Regions from separate parts of the Mus musculus genome. Here region 2 is linked to region 1. The links are chromatin loops, found by intact Hi-C in ENCODE. Cell type or tissue: left cerebral cortex. All regions are shown on one strand.

Region 1 (8,000 bases):
GCTCCTTAACAGGACAGTGTGTTTAGACTTGATTAGCAGGCCATGACTGACACATGTTGAATCTGTTTAAAAATTGCCCTCAAAGAGATCAATCAATGATCCAAGGGAAGAAAGGATGTTTCTAAAACAAAACAAAACAAAGCCAACTCAGGGTTTCCCTGGTCTTGTATCCATGAAGAAAAACAATTTAACCTCAACTCCAACCTCCCTGCTGAGGGAAATGGGAGTCATCCTTACTCTAAGATGATGGGTTTTGCTTATTAAGTGTTTGCTTATCTTTGTACACTCCATGATGCATTGATATGTGGTTATTTACAGGAACAGGATTTTTAGTTATCAGAATATTTTCACAAATAAATCTTGGCAGATATGCTTGAGACTTATGGGATTAGAAATCATACATACATACACACATACATACATACATACATGCTTACATACATAATACACACTTACATACATGCATACATACATACACACATACATACTTACATACATACATACATACACACACATACAAACTTACATAAATACATACACACTTAAATACATGCATACATACATACTTACATACATACAAACTTACATACATACATACACACTTACATACATGCATACATACATACACACATACGTACTTACATACATATACACACATACAAACTTACATACATATATACACACATGCATACATACTTACATACATACATACATATTTATGGGCTTAGAGTGACTTTTCCTTGGGTAATATTGAGTGAATTTTCCTTGTTAAATCTTGGCCTGTTGCTTTAAAAAAATTCCTATTTTCAGTATAGGTTCTATTCCCTTGTAAACATATGGCAGAGCCACAGCTGCCATCCATCAGTAGTTAGATATGTGGACTTCTAGCCAGATGCAGCCAGAGAACCATACATTTCATGAAGTTACCTACCAACTTTTAGAACATTTTAATTGAATGCTTAAAAATTAAAAAAAAATCTCTGCTTGTTAACATAAATGAAATCTATTTAAACCTGAAGGATTTTAGCATAGATGCCGTGGAAGAAAAATGAAGTTTTCTAAAGCTAAAATTCTGTCTAATGTTTGTATACATACATGTACACAGACAGACAGACAGACACAGCAGGAGAGGCATTTGCAAGCATATTTTTTCCTTTGGGATTCCCAGTGTTTTTTGGAATCTGATTTCATATGACTTGATGAAAATGTGCTGTGAGAAATGTGTGTATTTTGTATAAATCCTCATGTCTGATTTGAATATTTGAATATTTATCTTCTATAAGACATGTGAGAAATATTCAGAGATAAAGATAGAATGAGATATGTATATTAGGCTGCAAATAAGAAATTCTCAATCGAGGGGCTTTAGAGTCTCTGAAGAGTCCAAGAAGAGATAAATAATTTTTCCTGCATATTAGCAAGACCACGAAGTTAGTGTGATGTGAGCATTTAATAGCTTGAGATGGAAACAATTATTCTCCAGTTTTACTTAAAATAGTTGATATGATTTAGAAACTAAGGGGAGAAAGAAAAGATAATTGTTTCTTGAAATGTATTTCATGATGTTTTCAAACTTCAACAAAGCCTGTGCCATGCTAACCTAAGCAGTAGCAAGAGCTGCTTGTGGGAGGAAACAGGAAGCGGTGCATACATGCCTGTTACTCTTTTTCCCAGGTTCGGCTCAATGTATATCGATTCTAATTAGCACATTTTGTGCCTCAGCTGGTAGCTTCCCTTGAGCTCTGCTTGGAGAGGCTTTTTTTCTTTTTTAGAATCCACCCCGCTCATAAACACTGCCACCCCCTCCCTCCCTCTCTCTTTACAAATGTTACAACACAATCAGAAATTTTCTCTTTTCTTTCCTTCCTGCATTTCCAGCAGGTTCCCTTGCGTCAGAAGCCCAGGAAGAAAACTCAAGGTAATTCGATTCCTTTTGTTCCTTTATTCCTTTCTTGTCCGTTAGTGTGATTTTTTTTCTCTCTCTCTCTCCTGGATGCCTCCTTGGGGTGGGTTGGGGTGGGGGGATCAGATTCTTGACTGTCTGAATCTTAATATCAGGAGATGGGTGCCAGATTAATTTTTTTTTTTTTTTTTTTTGAGAAGCTGGCACTGAGTCCGGGAAGTCACCGTGTTCCTAGGTGGGCTTTAACCCTTCCGTTCCTATTGCATAACTGCCTCTGTTATTGTGGGAAGAACCGGCGTGTCTACCACAATGTGGCTTCCAGCCCCTGAGTCTAACGTTTTCAACTTACTCTCTTTAACTCAGGTTCTTAGACCCATACTTGCATATAAGTGTCTTTGCCCGGGTTTTCTAGGCACGGAATGGAGGTTTAAAAATAGAACAGATACATGATTTTTAAAAAAATATTCACTTTGCATGAATGAAAACGTCTAATCCTCGCCGTGCAAAAAGCTAAACCTTGCCTTTTATTTTGTCACCTGAGTCCGGGTCACACTCACCTGTCCATGCAACTCTTGCAGGGTTTTTCAACATGAGTCGGAGAAGGATATCCTGTAAAGATCTGGGCCACGCTGACTGCCAGGGTTGGCTGTACAAGAAAAAGGAAAAGGGAACTTTTCTAAGCAACAAATGGAAAAAGTTCTGGGTGGTGCTGAAGGGCTCATCGCTGTATTGGTATAGCAATCAAATGGTGAGTGACCTCCTCCTGCCCTAGCCCCTTTACCAAAGCGTGGCTTCCAGAGTGCTGGCCGGAGGATGCCCATGCGGAAGGGATTCTCTGCGAGTTGGAACAGAGCAAGCTAGCAGATTTGTTAGGGGACTCATTTCTGCCCCAGGAACCATGTAGGTTAATGAGCTGTGCTGTTCGGGAGAAGCCATCTGGCTTCATTATTCTGATTGGAGAGGAAGAAAAGGGGCCCTAAATATATCCTTGCTTAAGGAAAGAGCCCTCGGGTTCCCCTGATTTTATTATTTTGTGAGATCCTAATAGTTTCAGGATCTGTCTGGATATCATTTGTGTGTGTGTGTGTGTGTGTGTGTGTGTGTGTGTGTGTGTGTGTGTGTGTGTGTGTGGTGGTGGTGGGGGAGGTTGCATTGCTAAGGTCTATTAAAAAGGGACTCAGCTTTGCCCTCTATTGAGGATATTAATCCATCAGTTCAGGGAGTGATCTCCATCCTTTATCCACTACCTTCTCTTCTCCTGAGATGGGTTGGTTTGGGATGGCTAACCTGTATGCCAGCCTTGTGGAGGGACTGGTGACATTGTTCCATGGTGACATTGGTGTCCAAGCATTGTAGAGGGCAACATTCACTGAGATAGTTGCTGAATTTATCCTTTGATGGGCACACGCTACTGGGGTGAGCTTCATGGTTTGGCTGTAGAAAAAGAGCTGGAAATGAAGTTATTGTATTGTCCTTTGCCTCTAGAGACATTCTGAGAGGAATGTTAGTGTTGTGGAAGAGCTTTGCTGGTGGATCTGTCACTGACTCTGGTGAATGGGAATCCATTGCAGATCTTGAGAGAACTGGGGTCCCTTTGTTGTAGAAGAAATACCCATAGAGACGCTCTGTTAAACCATTTAAGGGACCAGTGCTAAATGAAGCCAACCCAGGACTGGGTAGATTTCCAAACAAATACAACTTCCTTCTTAAGTGAAATTAAGGTTAACATAAATATTTTATGTTTTCTATTATTTTATTTTTAATTTTTGAATTATTTATTTATTTATTTATTTATTTATTATTGATTGATTGTATGTGTGTGTGTGTGTGTGTGTGTGTGTGTGTGTGTGTTTGGGTATATGTGTGTCATCACTCATGTGTGGAAGTCACAGGACAACTTACAATAAGGAATTGTTTCTATAGCATAGGTCCCTGGGATTTAACTCAAGTGGTCTACCTTGGCCACAAGCATTTTTATCTACTGAGTCATCTCTCCAGCTTCTATTTCCTATTATTCTAAGCTATGGCATTTTGGGTAGTTATCATGGAGTGACTGTCACCTAGATGCTCCTTAAGACAAGCTGATCTCAGTTACCCTATACATAGCACTGGGGGATTTCTTGAGTCTGTGGGATAGTTGGGTATTGGAACTGCTGCATCTATGGGACATAACAGGGCTCAGAGATAAACAGGCCATTTAGCATATCTCTCCCATCTTTCCGCCAGATGGCACCATCCCTGTCTTAGTAGAATGTGAAAACGTCCTCTCTGGACCCACACAATTACCACTTGGCTCATTTGGCTTCTTCAGCTTCTGTTTCTCTTAGGAGAGTAGAGCAGGTTACTTTTAGGTTTCAGACATCCCTAATCTTAGACATCAGGAATCTCACTCTTCTGTATGGAGCAGCCATGTTGGCTTAGACTAGGGAGGGGGAAGAAGATGGAGTCTTAGATGCCTGTGGGTTCCCCATCCCTGTGTGTTTTCATTAGATGCAGAAAGTAAGCTTTGGGATACTGGTCATGTACTTTAGTGTCATTAAATTAGTAGCATTAGCCTGAGAATCAGCTTGCTGTTAATTGCCCAGGGAGATAGAGGATTATAAATGGTGTACAGAAGAAAGAGTTTTCTGTGGAGGACTTCTCATGTTGTTTTGCTTTCTCTCTTTGCTGCAGTCATTCCTGACATCTCAATTGTGTATTTGTTATGGGTAGACCTCAATTAAGATTTAATTAGCAGTCTGTTCCTTATTCTTCTTAGAGGACTTTGTGACTCTATTCTTTGTGACTTTGTATATAGTATGATGATCTATCCCAGGGAACATCTCCCATATGCCAAGGGATGGATGTTCTAGGTATTTTAAATGCAGGCTCTTATCTATTCTTCAAAACAATCTTTAGCTGGGTATGTTGGCACAGGATTATAGTCTTAGCTACTCAGGAGGCTGAGGCAGCAGGATTGCAAGTACAAAGGCCTGCCTGGTCTACAGAGTGAGTTCAAAGATAGTCTTGTCAATTTAGTAAATCACTGTCTCAAAATGAAAAAGAAATATAAAAGTCTGAGGATATACATCGGTGGTAGAGTGCTTGCCTAGCATGCATGAGGTCCAGGGCACAATCTCTGGAGGGAGACAGAGATGGAGACAGACAGACAGACAGACAGACAGACAGAGATAGATAGAGATAGGTAGAGAAGAAACAGACAGAGATTAAAAACAGAGAGAGACAAAAACAGAGATAGACAGATATAGGGATAGAGTTAGGCAGAGACATAGACAGAGACAAAGACACAGAGAAAGATTAGATAGAGACAGAGATAGACAGAGAGAGATAAGAGATAGAGATAGACATAAATAGATAATAAGAGGCATAGACAGAGAGACAGGGACAGAGAGACAGAGGGAGATAGAGACAGACAGGGATATAGACAGAAAGTCTCAGACCTCAGAGGCATACTTTAAAAGATTAAGACCTAGTATAAACTGCTGAAGTCATACATGAAAGGAGTGAATAAAACCTGCTTCCTGTCTTGGCCCCTTTGGTCCCTGATTATGATATGCCACACTAAATTTTTCTGGGGACCAGGATAAGTGATATCATATGATCTCATTTCCGAAGGGGGACCAAGAGATCACCTGCACAAGTGGCAGTTCTGCTGTGAGTGTACAAACTACCCGGTCAGATCCCTTTGCTCATCCCTGTTGCTGTCATTATTTCCCAGGGACTTTGTCACCCTCCCCACCCTGCCTTTCTGTTGTTGGTACCCAGCAATCAGTGAGGGTCTTACCTCTTTCTGCTCACATTGCTTCTCCCAACACCACTACCCAGACTTTTTTAGAAAAGGCCATTACTCATTTCTCACATAGCATTTTGTTGGCTTGGAATGCGTCAGAGCACATGTAACTGCATGCCACTTCTTATGGCACAGTGAATAAGTTTAATAGCCACAAAAAATCTCAGCTAGTGAAAAACCTGGAATTAAACTCTATACTCTCACTTTTCCCAAGCCCTTAGTATAAAGTTCAAACCCACTTTTGGGTATCATCTTAATGGGTACCTTTTTCTTCCTTCTCCAAACTCCATATCCTAACCCAAGGCTAGCTATGGAACCTTTGATTTCTACTGATGTGTTCTGGTTCTATGTACACCTTTGTCTTTATAGATTCCCTGCTCAGAAAGGCTCTGCTCCTGGGAGCCTTTCCTCCTGCCCAGTTCCAGCAAGCCTTCCTTCTTCATAAGAACCACACTTTAATTTGATTCCATGTCTTCTATGTAGACTTACCATAGACCTAAACTTAGCTATTCTGTCTTCTTACATTTATATTATTTTATAATATTTTGATTGTATCCAATTCCTGTCGTTCATAATTGATCATTATAGCTACATAGCAAGACCATGGATTTGTGTCTTTAGTACTTTTGTGTCTGGCATTAAATAAGTACTTGATTGAGATCTGTTGATTTCTCAAGTAAACAGGAATGAGGAGTCACTGACACTTACTAAAAGATTCTGAGAGGTGAGATCTCGTTCAAGTATTTTTCTTGGCAGGAATGGCATTTCCATTTCTACTCTTAAAAATATGATTCAATTGAGGGCTTGCTAGAAAGGACCCCCACGGAGCAATGGGTCTCACACGATTCTTCCCATCCTTGTTTAATATTTCTTTGGATCTTTTGGGAGTAGACAATTGGGGCAGGGTAAGCATCTGCGTATGAGGTCTAATGTGAACAAAGGTGAGATAGTGTATATAAGCTGCACCAAGCTCTTACTGTAGACATTACCTCTAATTTCCATAACAACCACTTATCATCAATTTTACTACTACCAAGTGAGTTTACAGAAAGCTAAGAGCTAAAGGAACTGGCTCAGAGCTTCCTAGGAAGTAACTGGCAGAGCTGGCTTCAACTCTGAGAAATTCCGAAGTCAAAGCTGAGTTTTTTCCTGTAGAGTGTGTAATGGACAGGTGACCCGGGCCCAGCAAATACGGAAGTCAGACTGTTTACACTGTTTACAAATAGGTAGGGCCACTGGGAAGGAGGGGGTTAAAGAAGAGTCTCAGGCTGGCAGAGAAACTGGCATGTGGAAACTTGAGCTTAGCAGCAGTTAATTGGGAAGGAGGGCATTGTTGGAAACCTGGTTAGGAGTTAGTCAGAAAACGTAAGCATTCAGATGTGGATTCTTTCAGCAAGTACTGGGGTACTTGTAATGAGAGTCAGGAATGAAGCACATTGATGGAGACACCGTATGGAGAGTCCTTGGATATGAGACAAAGCAGTTCAGGCTAAAATAAGACTGATCTCCATGTTTTAGTGTCTGGGAAAATAACATGAAAATTGAAAAAGGAATTATGTAGAATTTTCTATCAGCTCATCCTTGGCTGCATAGTTGGTTTATTATTATTATTATTTTTTGTACTGTCCATTACTTTTCAAATTACTAGAAACTTGATTTTTTTTAAATAAATTAAGCAATATTGATGTCATTTGGGCAGCAATAGTTCAGAAAAGCGATGGGGCTTCTGGGTAAACCACCTGGCCCTGCTTCATGGAAATTTTTGGTCCACCCATGCCTTGTGCAGGACAGTGTCTGGCTTAGTACCCACCGTGGAGAGTTCTCAGTCCTTTGAGGTTCCTACCTGTCTGTACAAATGTGGCCCTGGCTCTTCCTCATTGTCAGCATGGTTGCATGTCAGTGCACTGTGGTAACCCTGTCCAATCTGTCATCCTCACTAGCTGCACTTGAACAAAGTGTGTGGCTCTCAGAGGGGCTTAGATATGGAAGGTGCTCTTCTTGGAAGCAGTTTCCTGAGCATCTTTTCAAGTCAAGTTTGAATAAGTTGGTAGAGAAAAATTAGCCCTTCCAAGGAAATCTTACTTGAAAGCCAGAATTTCTCGATAAGAGAACTATCTTGATTGATTGGCAAATATGGAGAGCTGTTCTTTCAGCTAAAGAACAACAAAAAGTGGGTTGGTTTCTTCTTGGAAAGAAGGCATCGTCTCTGCCTTTGGTCCTATACCTTTCATGCATGATGTTCTTTTAGCATACATGTTTGGAAATGTCTTAGTGAAATTGTCATAGGTTGAAAAGTGTTCTTTTCAT
Region 2 (8,000 bases), 92 kb after region 1:
GGATGCTGCCAAGGGCATTCATTCTGCTTACAAGGAAATCCCAAACCCAGTTCCTGAGACATCATCCATTCCCCGCAAGGATGCAACTGAGGTGAAGCCAGTTTTGATGCAGTGGGAGTCCTGGCGCCCAGATGTTGCCTTCCTCAATACTAGAATGAAGTGATGGAGTTCATCTGAGCAGGCATATCGTCTGTGCTTCTACTGGGAGCTGGCTGGAATAATAGGCTTTAGGTGGGATGTGAAATGGGTGAAACCCCTCTTTTTGTTTTCAAGAGAATTACAACCTGCCATAGACAAAAGGCTCAATTTTACCAGGGATAATAATTCATGTTATTTTGTTTTGCAAAAGAAGCATGAAGAACTCCCTTTGGTGGGCAGCCAAGTTCTGCAAAACGTTGTGAGTGGAGGAATTTCTTCCTTATTAGCTACTGGAACTGGACGCATGTTGGCATTTGTGGAACACAAGGCTCTTCTTAATGTTGATGTTCTATTTGCTGAGCACTTATTTGCAGAGTAGAGCATGGTGGGGGCAGAGAATGGATAGCCCAAGGAGGAGGCATTTTTCCTGTTCTACTCAGAGGTCAGCTTCATAAGTTCATGCTTTACGTAGGGCAGGGGATGTGATTAATATGCCTCTTCCTCACAATGTCTAGGAGACAAACTATCACATGACCTTTGGAGATGTCGTTCCCCCCCACCCCCAGCTTCTCTGAACAGTGGTAGGATATTAATACCCACTGTAAGGAATGTTATATTAAGTTTACCCCTGCCTGTGGTGCCTAGAGCCAGCATGAATTCGTGTCCAGTTTTCCTGGGATCCAAATTCTCAAGGTTATTTCTGAGTTGTTCTTAACTTGGAGAAGTACCCGGACCAGCAAAATGGGATCATTTTATTTTTGTATGTTTATGTGTCAAATGGTGTGAGATCTGAACAGTGATCTATGTTTCTTATTTAAATATATTTATAGAAATGCAAATTATAGTGTTCTAAAAGAAAGTGTACTATTATGTGTTGATATATAGACTATACATATATATGTGTGTGTGTATATATATATATATATATATGTCTAGAAGCATATCATTTTTGCTTGAGAAAAATAGGTATAGTAGTGACTTACTGGTATTGTATTGCACTATGATATATAAAGAATGCTCAGGAAATCTCGAGAGAAAACCACGGGAGCATGTATTAATAATTACTAATTTTCTGAATGCTTTCTTTCCATTACAACCCCACCCTCAGCTCCAGAGATCTTACATTTCAATGCCTGTTACACATCATTTTCTTAACTAGCTCCTTAGGTTAGCTCTTCTATTCACAAAGGTTAAGCTTTATGATATTTAGTTGCCATGAGTTGTAGACCCAAAGAAACACATCTCACAAACTATTGAGCCAAATAAAATATAAACAATATGATTCCTAATTATATACTAATAAAAATTAAAGTTTGTCATTAAAGAGATCTCAAGGAAAAACAATATATTAATCATAATGACAACTTCTAAATCATAACCTTAATTCACTGAGGACCTATGTGTGTCTCACGTGCCCTTTGAAAATTGTTGACGTATATATTCATATCATAACATCCCAGGTGGCTCGGCAAACTCAAATAGAAATAGCCACCTGATCTATATCTATAAGGTGAATAGAAAGAATTGTTTATTATTTCCCTGTACTTCACCAAGACTTTTTTTGTACACTGAAATGAAAACCAGTCCTTGCCTTAGGAGGGAAAAGTAAAGAAGCAGCAAAAAGAGAAGCAGAGAGAAGCAGAGAGAGGCAGAGAGAAGCAGAAAGAAGCAGAGAGAAGCAGAGAGAAGCAGAGAGAGAGAAGCAGACTCATCAAGTGGCGAGACGAAGCCTGGGGATGAGCTGAGAGGCCCTGCAGGGCCCTCCATGGATCCATGCAGTTGGAGATGCTAATGCCTATCAGGACTGATTCCATTTCCTCCTGTGGCTAGTAGCTGTTCAGAGGGCAATGTTTTGGGGTTCACAGTGAAAGGAAGCATTGGGGGGAGGCAAATTAGCATTGGAACAACCTTAGCCTGGGAGAAAATATCCACTCATGTCTTTTATTAGCAACTCCACTTTACAGACCTCCATCCTCCCCCAAGTGGAAGCCCCAAACACTTTTTATGAGGGCTGATTGCTATATTTAAATGTTTTACGTTGGCTTTCCACTCATAGGTATTTAACTGACCTTTGAATGTAAACTCCTTTAGGAACATTCAGATCTAAAGGCAAAGTTGGTTCGTGAGATTGCTTGAGCAAGTCATAGGGTTAATTTTCCAGGCAACTTCAAGAAAGTCAGAGCAGACATTTCTGCTTTGGTGGAACCAGCCTGCTGAATGTTCCCAAGTCAGTCTCAGCCGTGTCCTGACCTCCTGGGCACAAACCAACCACTCTCTGTTCCCCAGTTCTGTAAATTAATACTTCTTCACTCTGGGCTAAGTTTAGTCACAGCGTAGGGGTGCTTCTGTGGGTACCCAGCCTCAGCTGTGATCCTAAGAGTAGGGTGAGGACAGACGAGGTGAGCAGGAGAGTGAGTGACACTTCTGGGTGAGGACAGAGAGAGCGACACTTCTAGAGACCCTCAGTGAAGAGAAACCATGAGGAGCTATCCCTTGGCCTCAAGTCTCTTCTCTGGTTCAAGAGATTTGGGAACTATAGATCTCTCCTAGTTAATGGCTGGGAAATGGACTATAGGTAGTGTGAGCCCAGGGGAGACTCTTGACTGTGCCTCTGGAATGTACCAGAGCACCCATCTCAGGACACTGGTGGTGGATCTTTGAGCACGAATCTTTTAGAACCCATGGCACTGGTTAAGGATGAGGCTTCTCTGGGGACTTTTGGGGAGGCAGGGCTGAAGGAGGACTCTTTCTTTCTGATCTGAAGACCCAGATGAGAGCCTGGCAGAGGACCCTCACTAGTTGAGAAGTTGCTAACACACATATGTCGCACGTTTTTCTGTTGTTTGCAAGATGTCTGTCATTTATAAGAGTTCTTAGCTTTCCCTATCGCTTTAATCTGAGGTTAAATTCAGAGTCCCAGAAAGATGCTGGAGCGAACAGTTGCAGGATTCCAACAGGCCAAGAAAGAGGTCAGGTTTGGAGTCATATTTTCAGTGTGAACCCATGCCTTATATTTGCATAGCTCTTTGAAGTTTGCTAACTGTATGTTCCAAACCCCCTTCCCTGCGTCCTACCACCCCATAGGCTAATCGGGATGATTGTGAACTATGGGTGTAATGAAATGCCTGGCTCAAAGCCCCAAGTGGTACAGCCGGAATCTGAGTTTGAATTTCAGGTCTGTCAGCCCCTCTGCAGAGGAGGAATGCTTGTCTCCGCTTAGCCTGCTGGGGGATCAAATGGTCTGACTTGGCCCCTGTGTCTATTACTCTGGGTTCTGCACACCTGGCTCCTGCGGCTTCTGCTGAACCCCCAGAGGCACTGCTGTGAGCAGTGTCTCCCGAAAGGTCCCGCTGCCTTGCCACTGGGTTTTCTGAGAACTGGAGCTTGGCCTGATTGTTGTTTCTTTTAGTCCGTTCTATAAAACACACTATGTTAGCACTGTGAGGACTTTAAAGCTAAAGGATACAAGTCTTTTAAAGAGCTGGAAAATGCTCATTTTTCTAATTTTTCCTTTTGAGATGCGAACTGTCCTGTCAGGTATCAGAGACTTAGGGATTAGAAATGAGCCACGGATTTGTGATGAGGCTCATTCCCTCAGGGAGGGTTCAGACCACATAGTCACACAGAGGGAACAAAGGAAAAGAAAAATAGTTTTCAGTCTTTTGAGGAGAGGTACTCTGCCGATGTAAGCCATATTTAACTTTACGGACACAGGCTGCTTGTAAAAAGAGAAAGACAATATTTTGGAACAGCGATACAAATGATCTAGGTACAAAGAGTGACTGTTCAAATGTCACATTATATTGAAGCGGTACTCAGCCCAAATGCAGGTTTAGAATGTAGTTCTGCTTCCCACTAACAGAATAGGATACACAAAGAAGATTTCCAATCTCTTTTCCATCAAACATTTCTGTATACTTACCCACAAAAGAAATTCAATCCAAGATGTAGGTTACTGCCAGCTTAAGGTTTTGTCATCCATAATAGTAAATTCCCCTCAAATTAGATTTTCTAATCTCTGTGAAATGGATGGGTCAAAGGGATGTTCCATTCACAGGAAAAAAACCTTCTCAATCACACCATATCACATGGAGCACAGGAAATCAGACCCTGCATTTAAAAAGAAACTTCTCCATTTCCTTCGTTGTAAAGAAACTTAGTTGCTCTGTATTGATGTCTCTTTAGCTTTAGTCCAAAGGGAAGCATGCCCCATGGAGACATTTAACACCCTGTAATAGAAACCATGGTTTAAGTCACACATGTTCTGCTGTTGCATGATGGGGATGGGGTTCAACAATGTATGGTATGGGGCAAGATGTTACTGTGGGGTTGATACCTTATCTGTCATTGTGCTTTTGGTTATTGTCATCTCTCTGTTTTGAGGAAACTGAAAACCGAGGCATGCCTCATTTCCCCTGTTCCCTGTTCCCCAGGATGACTTGTAAGATAAAGATGAAATGCAAACTGTCTAGTAAAATGGTATGGAAAAAAAATACACTACTTGTGTTCATTTTCTGCCTTCCATTATTTCTTCCTCCTTGAAGACTAAAATAAACAACCCCAAACCAGACAAACCACCACCCACAAAACAGTATGAAAACACTAACCTGTAGCTGAGTTTTTGATCTTCAACAAGGATTATTTCGCCCTCTGGTGGTCAAAATGAAGATAACAGATTTCAGAATTGTGATTTTTAAAAGATAACTTTATACTGGGACTTATTTCTACACTAACCTTTGTGGTCTTTCTCAATGTCTCTCATTTTACAGACTTACTGTAAAATAACATGATTATTTTAAAATGTGTCAAAGGTCTGCAAAATTTGACTTGTCTATTTCATTAACATTATTGGTTACCTACATTGTTTAGAGAATTATTTTTTTTGAAATGCAGATTAAGAGTTAGAACCAAGCTGGACAGTGGTGGCACACACCTTTATTCCCAGCACTTGGGAGACAGAGACAGGTGGATTTCTGAGAGGCCAGTCTGGTCTACAGAGTAAGTTCCAGGACAGCCAGGGTTACACAGAGAAACCCTGTCTCAAAAACCAAACCAAAACAAAACAAAAAAAGAAAAAAAGAGTTAGAACCTGCCACGGACTGGCCCCAGTCAGTCTCTCTCAATCCATGGGAAATTAGGGTTCCAGATAGATGGGCATGGAGTTGGTGATAAAAAAGGTGATAAACGGACATAGACACAAGGGAGTGCTGTATCTGGATGTATTTTCTCAAGTGAGCACCAGTCTTATAATACAGACGAATGTTAAAGAACATAAAGAATCTGCATTGGTTAGTAACAATGTGGATGATAGTATCCTAGAATAGTGGCAAAGGCCAGAAGGCCACACTTAACAATCTAAGCAAGAGCCAGAATTAGTGTAATGGCAACTAGTTTGGAAACAGTGGCCAGGGTCAAGGCTATCACCAATTGTAGTCTTGATCAAGAAATTGCCAGTATAATAAGGTATGCCGAGATAAGGAACTCTAGTCATCAGGCTGATGATATAAAGAATAAGATTAGATACATGACTTCAGAGAATGAGAGCTAAGTATTTAGGTTCAGGGGGTGGGGCAAGTCAGGATCTATCACTCAAAAGTAAAGGGACAGTGACTGTGCCTTGCTTTTCTGCCAGCAAGAAGCATGCATTGTGCTTGGTGAGGCCTGTAGAAGCTTTCAAGGCAGCAGATCTATATGGAAGAGTTTTCTGACTTCCTTACATGATGTGAAAGTATTCTACTTTTGGACAAGAATGAGTTGTGTGGCAGGAGCAAGCTGTGCATGTGTCACATCTTACACTAGGAGAGATGTACACAGTACAGAAGGCCACAGCATGGATTCACTGGAAATCAATCTTAATACAAGATCCATAGTACAGATTCCAAAGGCTCTGAGTGAGGCCACAACATCAAGAAAGAGTGGGTAAAAAATGCTTCTGGCATGCCATTTAACCCCGGCAGAGTGTCCAGTCAGGGGCACAGGTAACTTTGTAGCCAGAACTAACTCTCAAGATGTAGGTACTACTAGACAGCCATTTGAGGTAGCTCAGAAGCACTCCATTATAAAGTGGAAATGATACATTCAATATTGGTTTAAATACCTGTCTTAGTTAGGGTTTCTATTGCTGTGATGAACCACCACGACCATAAGAAGCAAGTTGGGGAAGAAAGAGTTTATTCTGCTTACAGTTCCATATCACTACTTATCATTGAAGGAAGTCAGGACAGGAACTCAAAGAAGGCAGGAACCTGGAGGCAAGGGCTGTTGCAGAGGTCATGGGAGGGTGCTTCTTACTGGCGTGCTCCCCATAGCATGCATGTCCTGCTTTCTTAAAGAACTTGTGACACTAGCCCGGGGTGGCACCACCCACAATGGACTGGGCCCTTCACCACTGATTGCTAATTGAGAAAATGCCTTATAACTGGATGTCATGGAGGCATCTCCTCACCTGAGGCTCCTTATCCCTGATGATTCTAGCTTGTGTCAACTTGACATCAATCCAGCCAGTGTAGTACCTAAGGGGGCGCAAGGAAACTGAAAAGGTGACCCCAACATCTCTGTCAATTTCCACTCCAGCACACTCACCTCTAAGTCGGCCCACATGCATCTCATGGGGCCATTTCTCATTGTTTGGCAGAGGACAAAAATGCTTAAGCTTAATTTGTTAATGGTTGGTTCACTATATGATGGATGAGTATTGTCTTATAGCCTTACCTATGGGTGACTTTGTAAGTCAGTGGTAGAAGAAAAGCTCCCAGCCTGGGGAAGGCATGCCTTATGTACCACAACTGACCATCCATTCTGTGTGGAGAAAGCATGGCCCAAGGGACATGGAGTTCTACAGGGAGACACCTGAGGATGAAGCTCTGGCAGCATAGCCATATATAAGGACCTAATCCCTGTGTTTACATTTTACTATCCATAAGATGGTGTGCATTTCTGGAGAAGCACTGAGCACTCAAGGGCTCAGAAGGAGACGACTGCCTTGGGGATTGTGCATTATGATCATGAACAGAGAGAAGCCTCGGCAGCAGAGGTAGAGGCTACCATGCATGTCCCCAAGAATGTACATGCTAGCTGAGGCTGAAAACTACTACAGCTGCAAAGCCTTGTCTGCATGTAACAAAAGAACAAAAGCACGTGAGTTCCAACAAGGTATATTATTTATCTTGGCAGTGTTTTAGCCTGGTTATAAGTGACATGTAGGACATGTAGAAACTCACCTGTGGATGAGTTCTTCCTTCTTACTGTGCCTAAGTCAGTACAACTGTTCAAAGGCTTACATTGTGACTGGTCCACACATGGTAGTCCATACAATATGCTTAGGATAAGCACCCACGGGATGGTAAGGAAATGAAACATACAGTGTGTATCTGCCTATGGGAACCAGGCACATTCCATACTGTAGGCTTAGTGTTTTAAAAAATCTAAAAAGGGTTATCAAACACTTTGACTGCTACATCCACTCCAGTAGTGACCTGCCTGACAGGCCGAAAAGCCTGGATGCGGTCCTGAGGTGGAAAGTTCACGGAAACTTAGTCTCCTGGAACCATGGCATCCTGTATAACGAATGATCCAATGTTCTTGCTTTAGTCGGTAAACAGATCTGTGTGCTTTCCCTTAATATTGCTTTATTATAAGTGCCTCTAAGGATTGATTTTGACATATAGCTAAGTTACATTCCTCACCAGTCCTAGGCAGTCCTTGAGCTGACCATGGGCTTTGAATTCAGTAAGAATGTTGCCTATTCAGTGACATTCAGATTTGCCTCTAGTATTGTAAGAGAGATAGTGAAAGAAATCAGGCATTACTATTTACTACATAGAGTTAGAAATCTCAGGGCAAGTTACTCCCCATATGCAAGA

What was found. Hi-C counts contacts between places; a loop is a spot of excess contacts. Peaks named below come from ENCODE experiments on the same cell type or tissue, not always from the same donor. Only the 100,000 strongest peaks of a DNase experiment are listed, where the experiment ranks them.
Region 2: it touches region 1 in a loop (5-fold over the local background); 4 of 42 quality-filtered maps call a loop at or near these places.

What each region holds. Positions count from the first base shown.
Region 1 is chr10:6,974,165-6,982,164 of GRCm38, reverse strand. Ipcef1 (interaction protein for cytohesin exchange factors 1) reads left to right here and starts at 1,700. Exons shown (of 9, transcript NM_001170800.1): 1 at 1,700-1,918; 2 at 2,482-2,651. The coding sequence starts at 2,493. It also overlaps a transcript of Oprm1 not described here. In left cerebral cortex, a CTCF peak has its summit at 4,132 (motif pointing right); DNase peaks (open chromatin) are centred at 3,320, 4,130, 4,764, 5,778 and 5 more places; H3K4me3 peaks cover 3,240 bases; H3K27ac peaks cover 2,703 bases.
Region 2 is chr10:6,882,427-6,890,426 of GRCm38, reverse strand. It overlaps Ipcef1 (interaction protein for cytohesin exchange factors 1), which reads left to right. Exons shown (of 9, transcript NM_001170800.1): 9 at 1-4,062. It also overlaps a transcript of Oprm1 not described here. Among named protein-coding and RNA genes, the nearest start is that of Ipcef1, 94 kb to the left of the region's middle. In left cerebral cortex, a CTCF peak has its summit at 4,803 (motif pointing left); a DNase peak (open chromatin) is centred at 4,772.